2 separate regions of the Homo sapiens genome follow, and region 2 is linked to region 1. The links are chromatin loops, found by intact Hi-C in ENCODE. Cell type or tissue: HepG2. All regions are shown on one strand.

What was found. Hi-C counts contacts between places; a loop is a spot of excess contacts. Peaks named below come from ENCODE experiments on the same cell type or tissue, not always from the same donor. Only the 100,000 strongest peaks of a DNase experiment are listed, where the experiment ranks them.
Region 2: a loop joins it to region 1, with 2.7 times the contacts of the local background. A loop is called at or near these places in 1 of 110 quality-filtered maps.

The regions. Positions count from the first base shown.
Region 1 is chr11:102,057,048-102,065,047 of GRCh38, forward strand. CFAP300 (cilia and flagella associated protein 300) reads left to right here. Exons shown (of 7, transcript NM_032930.3): 3 at 1,833-1,908. It overlaps LOC124902830 (small nucleolar RNA U13), which reads right to left and starts at 1,361; the gene lies at 1,258-1,361. It also overlaps the pseudogene RNA5SP535. In HepG2, a CTCF peak has its summit at 4,422; no DNase peak of the experiment used is centred here.
Region 2 is chr11:102,153,070-102,161,069 of GRCh38, forward strand. All of the region lies in intron 2 of YAP1 (Yes1 associated transcriptional regulator), which reads left to right. Among named protein-coding and RNA genes, the nearest start is that of YAP1-DT, 47 kb to the left of the region's middle. In HepG2, no CTCF peak of the experiment used is centred here; a DNase peak (open chromatin) is centred at 4,332.

The DNA.
Region 1 (8,000 bases):
AAGAGCTAGCCTGGGTGCGGTGACTCACGCCTGTAATCCCAGCACTTTGGGAGGCCAAGGCAGTCAGATCACCCAAGGTCAGGAGTTCAAGACTAGCCTAGCCAACATGGTGAAACCCCTTGTCTACTAAAAATACAAAAAATTAGCCGGGCATGGTGGCACACACCTGTAATCCCAGCTACTCAGGAGACTGAGACAGGAAAATCGCTTGAACCCGGGAGGCAGAGGTTGCAGTAAGCCGAGATCGCACCACTGCACTCCATCCTGGGCAACAAGAGCGAAACTCCATCTCAAAAAAAAAAAAAAGAAAAAAAGAAAACTTTCGTTCCATGCACCAGCAGCTGACTCAAGCTGAAAAGGCAGAAGAAAATTTAGGTTTGTCAGTTTTTCTTACAGTTAGTTTTTTTTTTTAATCACTAGGATGTCAGTTTCTCCGTTTTAACATATGTGTTGCAAATATTTTCTCTCAGTCTATTATTTTTCTTTTGTTTATTGCTCTTCACAGACATTATGTTTTCTGGCTGTCCAGCACCTTGTAAACAACCATGCAATTTGGGAGTAACTTTTGGGAAGTCCAAGTGAAACCTCCCAAAATGCAAGGAACTCCCTTGCATCCAGATAGTAAGCGTGGGACCTAGGTTTACAAACAGACTCATCAGTGCAAGACTGGAATTTTGAAGTGAGCAACTTAAGGAAGGAGGCACACACAGAATTCATTTCTTTGGCAAAGGTAGTGGCAGAGACCACTTTCAGGCCAGACAGACCTGGCACAGCAATGGCCTAGGTTAGAAGGGAGTGATGGTGATGTCTACAGCCATACCACCCTGAATGCTGGAAGCTAAGCAGGATTGGGCCTGGTTAGTACTTGATGTTTATGGCCATACCATCCTCGATGTACCTGATATTGAAAGCTAAGTAAGGTTGGGCCTGGTTAGTACTTGAATAGGAGAAAGGGGTGATGGTGGCTTCCTCTAGTGCTTGATGGGGCTATCGCTTCTCAGCCTTTTGGCTAAGATCAACTGTAGTGCTTCGTGGGGCTGCAGCAAGGGTGACAGTTTCCTCATGAGGGCAGTTCTGCATATGATTTTGGATTGTTCCTGGGTCCAGCCTTCAGCCTGATGCCCTCCACCCCCGGAACATTTTGTGGACTCCCTGAGATGCTTCTAATAAATTTTCTTCTGCCTTTTCAGCTTGAGTCAGCTGCTGGTGCCAAGAACTAAAGCTCTTTTTTATTTTATATATTTTTTTCTTATTTCATGTCAGACTGACAATATGCCGACATCATAACAAGGTTCGAGGATGGCACATCTCACACATACCTGTGAAAACCCAGTCATCATGCTCATAAACTACAAAAGGATCTGGAACTAAAACTCTTACCTGCTTTGTTGTCTTTTGCCATACAGAAAACGTTTCATTTTTAGGAAGTTAGATTTTTCACTTTTTTACATGCCTTTTGGAAAGAATTAAATTGACAGTTACTTTTGGATTTAGATCTAGTATGTCAGTTGTTACGAAGGCAATTCAATAAGCAAGATTGAAGGAAAACAAAGTTTTCAAATATTATATAACCTCCTAATGTTTACTCTATATCATTATTTTCTAAATTAAGTTCCAAAGACATCTGTACTTGGACACACAATGTTCATACTGTTCCAAGTTGGATGTAATAAAACTTCATTTATTTATAAACTCTTTATTACTCAGACATTTTACCAATTTAAAATTGTCCTTTCTATTTGAATTAAAGGAGATTATAGTTATTTTATGTTAATTTTTACTATCATTTATAATAAAATATCTAACTTATTCCCCTCAAATTTGTATTTTAGGCTTTTTTCAAAGACCCAAATGTTATTCCCAATTTGAAGTTACTTTCAGATTCTTCTGGACAATGGATCATATTAGGTAAATAAAATTTTCATCTTTTCAGATACTATTTTACTATTATAAGAAAATTTTGCCTCAGGAATTTTCATTATTAAAATATAAATTGGGAATGACTCATCTGTTTGATACATCAAGATCAAATATGACCAGCTGTGCCAGACCTGCCCTGCATCTCTTTCCTGGGAGTCTACTGCTACTATGCTGGCTTAACACATAAGAGCAATTTTTCTCTCTTTTTATTCATATAAAAGTATTTATTGTGTATTTTCCATGTACTCTGCTAGATATAGGGAACATTAAGGTAAATAAGAAAACCTGTACTAAATGAACTTGATATGTTAAAATGTGTGTGTGTGTGTGTGTGTGTGTGTGTGTGTGTGTGTGTATGTACTAATATGTCAAAGGTGCTACCATAGAAGTGTAGCCAAGGGCCAGGCATGGTGGCTCACGTCTGTAATCCCAGCACTTTGGGAGGCTGAGGCGGGCGGATCACTTGAGTACAGGAGTTCAAGACCAGCCTGGCCAGCATGGTGAAACCCCATCTCTACTAAAAATACAAAAATTAGCCAGGCGTGGTGGCGAGCACCTGTAATACTAGCTACTTGGTGGCTGAGGAAGGAGAATTGATTGGACCTGGGAGGTGGAGGGTTGCCGTGAGCTGAGATTGTGTCACTGCCCTCCACCCTGGGTGAGAGAGCAAGAATGCCTCAAAAACTAAAAAAAATGTAAAAGTGTGGGCAAGAATGGTCAGTTCTGCCCAGAGGGAAAAGATCAGGAAAGAGTCCACTGATATTGGGATATTTGGGCAAAATCTAAATTGAGATGAGTACATGGGTACATGGATTTCTCACAGAGGAATCAGCCAACCACAGGACTTTTTTTTTTTTTTTTGAGACAGTGTCTCACTCTGTCACCCAGGCTGGAGTGCAGTGGTGCCTCCTGGGTTCAAGCAATTCTCATGCCTCAGCCTCCCCAGTAACTGGGATTACAGTCATGGGCCCCCACACCCGGCTAATTCCTGGCTAATTTTTGGTTTTTTGCTTACTTGTTTTTTGAGACAGTGTCTCACTGTCACCCAGACTGGAGTGCAGTGGTGTGATCTCAGCTCACTGCAACCTTCGTCTCCCAGGTTCAAACGATTCTCCTGCCTCAGCCTCCCAGGTAGCTGGGATTACAGGTGTGTGCCACCACACCTGGCTAATTTTTGTGTTTTTAGTAGAGACGGGGTTTCGCCATGTTGGCCAGGCTGGTCTTGAACTCCTGACTGCAAGTAAATCTGCCAACCTTGGCCTCCCAAAGTGCTGAGATTACAGGCGTGAACCACCACGCTCAGCCTAAATTTTTTTTTTTTTTTTTTTAAGTAGTGATAGGGTTTCGCCATGTTGGCCAGGCTGGTCTCAAACTCCTGGCCTCAAGTGATCCACCTGCCTTGGCCTCCCAAAGTGCTGGGATTATGGGTGTGAGCCACCGCGCCCAGCTAGATTATATTTTCATAATGTATTATTTCATAATACATTGAAAGAGCCAGAAATTTTTTTTAAGAAAATTACCCAAACACTTAAACACTTAGTAGCACTCACTTAAGTCCCTTCAATAACTCTTGGGACAAGGAAGAAAGCAGAGTTAATATAAGACTATTTTGGGGAAAAAAAAATGAAAGCTATATTTTAAATTTTAGGTTGAGATTATCTTAGCAACAGAATGAATAAAAGCAACGTTCCATTTAGAAGGAGAATCTGATTGGTGATATGGATTTATACTCAATAAAATGCATTTTAAATTAGATTTTTTTTGTTTAGGGGTGTATTTTGGTAAATTACACAAAAGTAACTTAAAGTATTAGTCAAGAACAAGATTACAAACAGTTCATGATGTTAGACTTAGTAGGTCAGATTTTATTGCTTTTGGCTAAAGACTACTGCAAAATTTATAGAGCGAAAAGCTGGTACAGACTACTTACAAAATTAAACTGAGTATCTGAGAGAATATATTTACCCAACTCAAAATTTTCAAAAGGAAATAATCAGAGCCATGTATCACAGTGTTTAGAAAACATGTTTACAGTAACTTCAGTCAATCTATTTGAAAAAATAAGGCTCACTGAAATAAGTGCTCAACCCTCTCCCCATGTTAGTACATACACAAAATAGCATTAACTTTATACTAATTTTTGAAAAAATCATTGCAAAAAGAGGTTCTCAAATGTCTCATGTGCCTGACTTGATGAATTATAGATACTCTGAAAAATAGGACAGAAGAATAATAACACTATTTCAGAAGCAGAAGTTCTAGTGGAATGTTAGTACTCTTCCACTAGCTCATTTTTATCTCCTTTTACTTTTTCTTTTTCTGCTATATTTCTTTTTCTGAAATACCCCCCTCTTATTTTCCTCTGGGGCCCTTTTAAAGCAAAAGAAGCAGCTTTTTAAAATAGGTGAAGAGACATTCTTTTGGGAAGTGAACCAGTTCTAAAGAAAGTGATGATGGAACCTCCTTCACTGTGCTGCACTCCCTGGAGATTGCCAGTTGTCGGTGCTGTTTTATCCTCTCAGCCAGCCGCCATAGCTCCTATGTTTAGATACACTTTGTCTTTTTTTGATAACATATAATGGATGCTTCCTATGTGCTCAGCTAAGGGCATCATACACATTAACTCCTTTCATTCATGAAACAATGCAAGAAAGGTAGTATTATATATCACTATTTTACAAATGAATAGTCAGAGGCATAAGCTAAGTAATGTGTGCAGTTTTACTCGACTGAGTGAGCAGAGGATCCAGAATTGAAGACATTCACCACTTCACTCTCCTGCCTCTGTCACTTCCACGTTGATGGGGTTGCCAGAAAAGTACTAACTTAAGACACCGAATGATAAGGAGGCACCCAGTGTTTTATAATGCTAGTACTAGGGAAAAACTGTGTTCTTTCTGTATGTGATCATAGTGATGCATTACATGTCTTATAAATGCTGGGGACATAATTTAATGAAATTCCTACATAAAAAATAGCATGTGTTATGGAGTGAGTTGTGTCCCCACCCCTAAATTCATATGTTTAACCCCTAACCCTTCAATGTGATGGTTTTTGGAGATGGGGCCTTTGGAAAATAAATTAGGTTTAGATGAGGGCACTAGGGTGGGGCCCTCATGGTGGGATTAATGCCTTTATAATAAGAAGTAAAAGCACTAGAGCCATCTAAGTACACAGAAAGAAGACAATTTTCTGCAAGCCAAGAAGAGTGCCTTCACCAGCAACTGAATCATCTGGACCTTGACCTTGGACTTTCTAGCCTCTAAAACTTTGAGAAATACATGTCTATTGTTTAAGCCACCCAGACTATGGCATTTTGTTATAGCAGCCCAAGGTGACTAAGATGGATCTTGGTACTGAGAAGTGAGGAGCTGCTGTAACAAATACCTAAGAATGTGGAAGTGGCTTTGGAACTGAATGATGGATGGAAGCTTGAGGTGCATGTATACGGACACTATGGGCAATTCTGGTGATAGCGCCCAAGGAAATAAGGGATATGTTATTGGAAACTGGGGTAAAGGTGATCTTTGTTATAAAGTGGCAAATAACTTGGATGAACTGTTTTCTATTGTTTTATGGAAGGTAGAACTTATAAGTGATGAAATTGGAGATTTAGCTGACGAGATTTCTAAGCAAAGTCTTAAAGTAATGTCTTGCTTATAGTAAAGTATGAAAGAAGAGAGATGAATTGCAGAAGGAATTGTTAACCAAAAATGAACAAACATTTGAAGATTTGGAAAGTTTTCAACCTATCCTTATTGTAAAAAATGAGAAGGTTTGTTCTGAAGAGAACACTGTTCAGAACACTGAACAGCCATTTGATAAAGAGATCATGGGTATGACTTATGGACTTAATGAGCCATTTCAACAGAAGTCAGGAATAGAGATGGAATTATATCAGCAGCAAAGACTCTGCTAGTTTGAACAATGAGATGAGATGAAGGAAGGCTGTTGGCCTTCTTAGATCCTGCAAGACTGGACCATAGAGCTATTGGGCTGTGAACATGCGCTATTCTTCAAGAAAAGGTTAGAAAGACCCCGAAGCAATTCAGAGATCTTCAGGGCCATCAGGGCCACTGCCTCCATTTCAACAGGCCAGATGGCCTCCAACCAAAGCCTTGGAGGCAGGGCCACCCTGCAGAACATACGGGCTAAATTGGCCCTGTGGAACCTTGGAGATTGGGCCACCCGGAGCCTTCAGGGCTCTACCGCCACCAGGGTAGAAGCAAGACTGCCACCTCGGTGGGTCCAGAGGCAGAGTATCAAACCAAAGAAGATTATCCTTGAGCATTTAAGATCTAAAGGAATTTGACTTTCTACGTTAAGGGCTTGCTTGACACCTGTCACCCCTTTCTTATTTCCTGTTTCTCCCTTTTGGAATGGAAATGACTAGCCTATGTCTGTCCCACCTATGTATTTTGGAAACACATACCTTGTCCTTCTTCACAGGTTTACAGCTGGAGAGGAATTTTGCCTTAGCATGAATCATACCTCAAGTCTACCCATATCCAATTTTTATGATATTTAGAAGAAACTTTGGACTTTAGAGTTGATACTGGAATGAGTGAAAATTTTGGGAGCAGGACAAGGTGGCTCACCCCTGTAATCCCAACACTTCAAGAGGCCAAGGTGGGAGGATCACTTGAGCCCAGGCATTTGAGACTAGCCTGGGCAACACAGCAGACCCTATCTCTACAAAAAACTATCTGGCTGTGTTGGCACACACCTGTAGTCCCAGCTATTCAGAAGGCTGAGGCAGAAGAATCACTTGAGCCCAGGAAGTTGAGGCCACAATGAGCCATGATCACATCACCACACTGCAGCCTGGGTGACAGAGTGAGACCTTGTTGAAGAAAAAAAGAAAAAAAAAGTTTGTGGGGCTGTTGGAATGGAATGAGTGTATTTTGCATGTGAGAAGAACATGAATTTGGGGTCCTAGTGGTTACATGTTATAGACTCAATGACTGAACTATGCCTTTCTTAATTCATATTTTGAAGTCCCATGACCATCCCTCCTTCTACCTCATTGAAACCCAATTATTTCCCAAAGGCCCCATCTCCAACTACCATCACGTTGAGGGTTAGAGCTTCAATATATGAATATTTGGCCATACAGTTCAGTCCATAGAAAATGCTATTTTTTATGTCTCAATATATGAATTTTGAAGAGATAGAATTCAGTCCACAGCAAATGCTATTTTCATATCTCTTATTAAGTGGTTTGAACTTAATCATATTTTTTCACCATCCAAACCCTCCTTCCACTCCCCAAATCAGACCTAGGGTAGGCTAATTAAAATGGCATGCCCGATGTCAGTCCCTCCTCCTGTGTCCACTGACCAATCTTCAGAAACTATCGGGCTCTACACTGGTCTTGTTTTTTTGGACTTTCAACATCACCTAGAACTCCTCTTATCATTTCCTATGGTCTCCTTTTTTCTTTATCTAATCCCTCAGAGGATCTTACCTCTAAACAAAGGAAGCTTCTTAGCAGCATAGCTTTTGCAATTACTGAGGCATACACAGTTCCTGGCTCCAGGCATCCTTCATGCCTCCACATGAGCCCAGCTCAGGACATAGAATAACAGGTCCTAGCATGACTCTCAAGTGGACAGCCAAAAGAGCTAGTGTAAACATTCACCAGCATTACTTACTCTTCTTAAGCACAAGCTACTTCTCAGGTCAGAGATCCAGCAAATGTATCCAGGGTAGGGATACACCGAGGGCCACCACACCTAGGTCTACAATCTTAGAGCTTTGAACAAAAGAACACCACCACTGTTCTATCAGAATGAGAGTGTGTGTATATGTGTCTACATAGAGACTGATTCAGTGATCGATGGAGGTAATAATAAAAATATTCATTTTAATCTTTATGACTTTCTGTAATTTAATGGGACCTCTAGTAGCAGAAAATCCATTCCTGAATGATAAATTCAGGAAATAAGTGTGGGATAGGGAATGGAGGATGGGGCAAAACTAAGTCTACAAGAGAAAAATAGACAAAATGCCGTTATTTCAGTTTTCTGTAATTCTGAATTTGTGATAATTTGATTAGGGCCTGATTTGAAATTTACCTT
Region 2 (8,000 bases), 96 kb after region 1:
AGGTGTGAAGTGTTTTTTATATTTTGAGAACTTTGAAATTTTCCTTTTCTCTTAGATTTTAATCACATCTCCATGTGGACTTCATCTTTATAGACTGAGGTGTTCCAATTCCAGTTAGGCCTAGTCTTTGTTCCATCCCTTAAGCCATTTTCATAGTTCATCTTTTGTGTAGCAGTTACATATGTCAGTTTTGAGCAATAGTGACCAAAATTTTCCACAGTATCACAGATATGAGTGATTCACAGATGGTTAAAGTCACTGCGCACTCTTCCACTGCTCCTCCCCACCACAGTTGTAGTGGACAAAACATTTTATGAAAACTCTTACATGTATAGAACTTTGTCTTCTTTTTAAAAAGGATAGCAGAGAAATCATCTTTCTTTTATAATTCTTAGGTATGTCAGTCTTCTCACCTTAAAATGCAAGAGTGTTTTCTGATACAGCATTGAAGTATCAGTTATTTTCTATGTGTTTATTATATGTGAATTAGAAATTCAATGAAGTGAGTTCTGTGGATAACCAAATTGAGTTCCTGCTTCAGGAACCTTTCTCAGTAATTATTAATCTTTTTAGTTATTGGAAGAATTTTGAAAAGAATTTCAATGAAACTCCTAATATATTTGCTGTACTCAATTATCTTTCTTCCAATTTAGTAAACAGCCTTTTTACTAACTTTTTAGATTCCGAGAGCTTGAGTTTGTTCTTAGTGAGCTGCTAGGCAATTGACATCTGACATCTTAATGGGAGACTAGAATAATATTCCTCTCCATACAGAGGAACTCTTAAAAAAAAAAAAATCTGTAAGACCTAGAAACCTGTGAACCCACCTTCTGTGTAATCCTCATGTAACACTAAAGATCCAGCCTGCTAGCATGGGTCTCATAGATTGAGGCAGTCTCTAAGTGATCATGTTACTTAATATTTACAGTATAACCTTTTTATTAATTTCTTTTTAATGACCATGACTGTGACTATTAGTAACATTTTCTACCAGTAGCCATAAAAATCCCCCTCAAAAAGGTGATAATATATTTCATAGTATAATGGAATTTCATAGTCATTTAACTTGAGAGGTTCAAAGAAGAAAGCTGTATTTTCACTGACAGGATCACATTTCAATTGCAACTTAACAGAAAGCAAGTTGAATCCTAGTTTTCAGCCTGAACAAATGTTCTGATTCTGGTGAACTAGGGAATTTAAAATATCTTTATATGATTATACCACAACTGTGTTCTCTTGCTTTCTCTCTGTAAACATGTTAAATCCAGAGGAGACAGAAGGGAAGACATTTAATCTGTATTTGTAATTTGGTATTGAAAGACTACTGACTCTTCTAAGTAAGCCAGTCCTGTAAGCATGATTTGTATGAGTGTCTAGCATTTATTTTCTTTAAAAAAAAATTACACATGCATGTGTATATATATATGTGTGTATATACATACATACAGAGAAAAACACAGCATGTTATAATCATACAAAGAGATATTAATGGATGGAAGAATGATGGGTGACTATTGCAAGAATTTTTGGCCATGATTGAAAGAATCCCACCACTCTTTTGCCACATACGAAATCCACAGATCTGGTAAGCCACCTTAATATCTGTCATAGTCCTACGTGTAAAACTTATTCACTAATTTATTATTATCACCAGTAACCTTTATTTAGCCAAGGGTTCCCTTACTTACTTTAAATTACTTTGTTACTTATTGGTAATTTAACACCCAATGTGTTACTAACAGTTGAAAACTTGAATGTTGCCATAAATACGCAATGGATATGGTTTCAGGTTTGTAGCTAAGTATGATTCCCTCACAGCAGACATGTGAGCCAAAAGACTGAACAGTGTTGACATCAGATATTATTTTATTTACTTTAAAACTGGTTATATGGATAACATACTTTGTTTTGCACAACACAGTAGGCAGTCAATAGGTGAAGTATTTGTTCCTGTTTAATGGTGGCCTGTTATATATCACAGCTGCTGAAGCAGAGGTTCAGAAAAGTCAAATTACTTCACTGAGATTGGGTAACCTAACTCCCAACTTAAATAAATCTAATGCCTTTCTACCACTGTCCTGCCCTCTTTTCTGATTGTGGAAGGCCCTGAAAGCATTACCAAAGTTTCAAAGTTACCTAAATAACATTTCCTAAAAATGACATCTAACGAATAATGAAACATCAAAGTAAAATAGATTTTTTATATCATTTAATGAGTAGTTAAGACTAGGTAAGACTCTGTGCTTAGTATCTATTTGTATGGAAACCATCTCATTATTTGACATACATTACGTATAGAATATGTAACAGTTAAATTGTTTTATGTTTTGGGGCCCCTCCCCAAGTTATTTTGCTAACTTACAATATGAATCTTTGTAGATGATTGAAGACATTCTGTAGTGTTACCAAACTTGTTAAAAGTAAGTGGTAAAGAACACAGAAGGTTCCTTGACTGTTTGTATTATTTTCATCAAAATGGCTGGAGGAGGAGTGGGTGGTGTCAGCAGTTTACGTTACAAGTTCCATATACACTTTATTTTGATGAAGACCATTTGCCCACTTTGCTAAGAAGCGTTTAGTGTGGATTTTCCTGACTCTTTTCCTGGTGATTTACCCTTTGGGAAATGTTTCCCTCGCTGTTAGACTTGTGTTGTAATAATATTTTGGGTGGCCGAAGCCCTGTTATGTTGTTAACAGTTGAAAATTTGAATGTCACCATAAATATACAGTGAATGTGGTTCCAGATTTGTAACTAGATTCCCTCACTGTAGTCGTATGAGCCAGCCGACTGAACAGATCCTTATTTGGAAGCCACTGGTGTCTGATGTGGCCACAGAACACTGATTATAACTTTGTTTGACTGCCTAAACCTGTCTTCCTTCCTGGTCCTTGGTTGAGGGCATTACTCCTAAGTCATGTCATGACAAATGAGGTCAGAGTTGGTACCCATCACATTTGTTTCATCTTCACAGTTTTTTTTTTATTCTGTGCCTAGACTGACAATTATAAAATGAAAAGATAATACTGCCAATGTCTGTAACCTATATAAGAAAGTTCACTTCTTTTTGACATCTGACATGTAGTAGTTCCATTTAAAATAGTATTTGTTCAGGAATGTCAGTTTAAGCAAAACAGTAGAATATGAGAAAACCACCAACCATCTTTTGAAGAGGTTGAATTGCTATTTTGGCTCTTTTGGGTAAATAAATGTCTTACTGTATGTAAAGATCTGAGATTATGAAAGAACATGTAAAATTGCTAGGTCAATTATTTTCCTGAAATAACTGTTGTTATTCATAAAAATACCCAGGTGCTAATAAGTCTGCCCTGCTAATTTTGATGCAGGTTGTTTGGGAACCACATTTTGAAAAACACTTACAGCAGACTTTCTGTAACTAAAATTTCTCAGGGCTGTTTTAAAATATTTCTTTATTTTTAGTTCTGCCATTTCTCTTTTTTTGCCTTTTCCCTGTAAGGTGATTATTACGAAAAGAGCTAGGTGGACCTTATCATTGGAATTCTAGTCTTTGTTTTCAGTTCATACTCTAATGACATCTGTTGTTTTCTATATCATGAAATCAGGACAAATACAATTTTTGAACTTTTGGGAGGAATATTCTCAGTCACTATGGCATTAGGAAAAGATGTTCAATTTTGCTGAACGTAACTTCAGGTACACGCCATTTGGGATCAAGATTGAGAGAACTGTGCTTGCTTCAGGAAGCCTCCACTTGAGCTTTGGCATTATTCTCATGGCTGGTCCATCCTCACCCTTTCCTTAGGGAATAATCATTTCCCAGGGGAGATGTATTATATATAAACATGTCAGCATGTCACTTTTTTTGTCAACATGTTTAAGTTGTGTTTAAATTGGTTTCATGCTTGCGGGCAAATGTTAATTTTATCAAACCTAAAGCTATAGGGTCAGATTATAGTGTGGTGTACAGTTTGTAGACTTATAATAAATGGTCATGTTTGCTTTTATGTATTTCTGCTCATACTTGTTCATAATTTTAACTCATTAACAGCCTTCAGTGATAGCTTAATTATTTAAATTTCAATTTAAGATTCTGATATCCTGTAGTGCAGAAACCATATTATCATAGAGGCAAAATGTTTACGTCTTCTCATGCATGTCAAGGAAATATAGTATATGCATAATCACTGAATTTTTGAGGTTCTAGAAATAGTCCACCATGGACATATACAAATATAAAAAGCCTATAGTTGTGGTTTAGGAACTGTGGCTCATGGAAGGATTAGATTGAACAATGTATCATTGTTCCTAGAGTCAGTTAAGCGTGTAGGTTTAGCTAGTTTGGGAACAGCCTCTAGCATGTGACTCTATAACACTTGCACAACAAACATGGGCCTGATAAGTGAGCAGTAAATCTGGGCTGACTGCCCACTCCCAGTACTGCCATCATAGTATTTTGAGGGCCTGACAACAATATTAAAAGCTTAAAACATTCTTCACACCGTTTTGTATTATTCCTGGTTTTCCAGTTTTATTGTTTACTAAAAGTCAATTTTTCTTAATAAAAAAAGATTGTTTAGTTGGTCATTTGATTTCTCATTAGATACTAGGCTTTGTGAGGTCTTACATATATTTAAGTTCAAGTTTTCTCACTTTTCTTCAGGGAAGTGGGTGACTTGGTTGTCCTGATGTCTCTTTTGGGCACATAAAGCACATTTTTGTCATGTTATCTTTGTTCACTTTTATCAGAAAAAATTCAGTGTCTGAGCAGGTCACTATCATCAAAAGTGCATGTTTGGGTTTTTTTCTCTTTTCCCCTTACAACACAATGAAGACAGTCTTAAAGGTGTGTTAGGGGCTTAAACACTTGACAGCTGCATTTTTAAAAAAGTTTCTAATTATGGTATTTGGAGTGTCCATAAAAAGCTTCTATTTATAACGTTTGTAGATTATATTAAATTCCTAACGCCTAATTTGTGCCATCTGACATCACGAAATCTTAGCAGACTTGGAAGGAACCAGTTTGTTAGGTAGCTGTGCACAGGTACAAACGATTTAAGATTACACTCCTGGGATTTTGTGAAAAATCGGTTTTACAAGTTTTTTAGTTTAGAAGAAACATATTTTCAAAAATGGATTAAGAAAAGAGGACAAAAGATACAATATAGTTAGGTTTAAGTTTAAAAACAGTTTCATTCTACTGATACTAGTTCTAGATTTTAACCAAGATGGAATCATTTTACAAATTGAGAGTTTCAGAGGTTGCTTAACTCCTCAGATTAGTGGTTTTTGCTTTATCATGGACACAAAATATTTACCCTCCAGGCATATGTCGTTCTTAAAACAATGTTGTAGGTGATCAAATCTCAAAGTAGTATCTAAGGCAGTGCTTCTCAAACTTCAACGAACATACAGAGGATCTCATTAAACTATAGATTCTTCATCAGTGGGTTGGGTGGAGCCTGAGTTTCTGCAGTTTTAACTAGCTCCTGGGTGTGCTCAGTGCTGCTGGCCCAAGGCCCACACTCTTGAATAGCAGGGGTATGAAAGAATTGATAGTATCCATTCTTTGAAGTTTCCAAACCTTATCACAGTACCAGTATCAATGTTAATCTCTTTCTTAGTATATTATTTTTAGTTATTTATTTTACTAACCTACATGAGCACTAACCTCCTACTAGTGCTTTCACAAATTAGCATTATAAAATTATAATCCTAAACTTTGAAGATAGGTATAAGAAAGTCATCAGTGTTTTCATTACTATAAAGCCCATTTTGATTATGTTGTTCAGTGTTCCTTAAATAAGGGTTATAGATTCAGCATTTGAAAATAAAACACACAATCAAGAATTTGAAGTGTGTTTTAGAATTTATTAGGATGAGCTTTGGCTAATGCTTAAGAAATATTGTTTATTCTTTGCTTTGGTTTATATTGACAGAACCGACTATCTTATGGCTTAAGTAAAAATTGATTGTATGGAAAGGTTTTTAGCAATTAATATTTTGCGGCATTTGGTTATAGGGATGAGATTTTTATTTTATTTCCAAATTATTATGTTGTTCCCCTTCCCCTAGGAGCCAATATAGTCTACACTTGCTGAGTTCCTTTTCTAGTTCATTCTCTGTCTCTCTCTGTTTGTTTGTTTGTGTTTGTTTTTGCTGGCGAGGTGTTTATTGACAGGTTGTGGTGCCGCACAGGTCCTCAAAGCCCAGCCAGCCAGCAGGTACCCAGGGCGCAGTGCTCAGCCTGCAGCAGGAGGGTCTCCGTTCACATGTCCAGGCTTCTGGTTAATTCTTTCCCTAAGCTGATAGCTCTCTGCAGGTTGAAGTAACGGTCCAGAAACATTTTTATCATTTCTGTTCCTTGCCTTCAAACCTGTGGCATCTACCTACTGCATCTCTTCATTACTTATTGGTGAAAACCAAACTCCTATTAAAGCTCTTAAACTAGACCTGTCATCTTCACTTAACTGAACTCTTATCTCATTTTTAACAAAACATATTCTTGGCCCATTCACCATGAAGTTTTTCCTATTTTAAATATTGGGGTAGCAACAGAATGAAATTTTTGAGGGCTTTTTGCGTACCAGGAGTCACAGTCCTGGTTGCTTTTATATATGTTACTGAATTTAATTACCTCAACCCTGGAAAGTAAGTAAATAAATCAGTCCCACTTTATTGAAGGTAGAGCAGATTGATAAAAATTGCCCACACAATCCAGATTGTCATTGGCAGAGCTGGGATTGTAATATACATCTGCTTGACTTTTCTTTTCCACAGAGGAGTCTTCCAAAAGGAGGAGGCTTCTGGGTCTTTAAAAGGTTGGATAGAAATTAGGTGCTTTGTGGGCCAGTTGGGGAAAAGATTACCCCTGGAGGAAGAGTAGCGTCAAGAAATGTATCAGACATTTCAAAAGAATCAAAAATCTATATTAAATTTGTATAGCTGACAAAACCTGATTTACATAAAGGATTTTTTTTTTTTTTTTTTTTTTGAGCCAGAGTTTTGTTCTTGTTGCCCAGGCTGGAGTGCAATGGCGTGATCTTGGCTCATCGCAACCTCTGCCCCCTGGGTTTAAGCGATTCTCCTGCCTTAGCCTCCCGAGTAGCTGGGATTACAGGCGTGTGCCACCATGCCTGGCTAATTCTGTGTTTTTAGTAAAGACAGGGTTCTTCCATGTTGGTCAGGCTGGTCTTGAACTCCCAACTTCAGGTGGTCCGCCCGCCTTGGCCTCCCAAAGAGCTGGGATTACAGGCGTGAGCCACTGCGCCTGGCCCAGCATATTTTTTTAAGCTTCAAACCACCAACTTAAAGGTGTAGAAATAGTAAGCATAATACCGCCATAACCAGTTTATCTCTTTACCAGTGCTATCAGTTAACAAATCATGAACATTGTGTATTATGTATATTACATGTAGCTTTCTGTTCTGACAGCAGAGTTTATGTGCTAGTTCTGGATTCGTCTTAATAGATGATTTGAAAAAGAAAGCATTTAAAAGGATTCTCTGTAAAAATTCTACTCGGCTAGTAGCAAACTTATCATTTTAGAAAAACCGTTTTTTACTTTGAGACCAGTAAGATGGAGTGACAAGAACTCCCAAGCCAGAAGCTAAAAGACGTGTTTTTATTCCTGGTAATGCCACATAACTGGAATTGGCAGTTGCCAGTAGTACGAGAATTTGCTTAACTTTCACCAGCCAATGAAGTTATTTGCTTGCTTTCTTACCTCCTATTACAGTGGAAGCAATGCTTGTATCCTATTCCTTCCTGCTCTCTGAAGGATGACTGTGCCCCATCAATAATCCCTTTGCACATCTTCAGCTACTCTGTGTTCACATTTAAACACTTGTATCCCTTCCTCTTGAAAAAACAAGAACTCATAACCACCTATTTAGCTTTTTATTTCCTGTGCACAACTAAATTTGTCTGCTTCTTTACTTCCTACTCACTGTACTCTCACTGTCCCTCTAAAATGGCTCTTGGCCAGTGTCACCAATAATTTCTTTCTTTTTTTTTTTTTTTT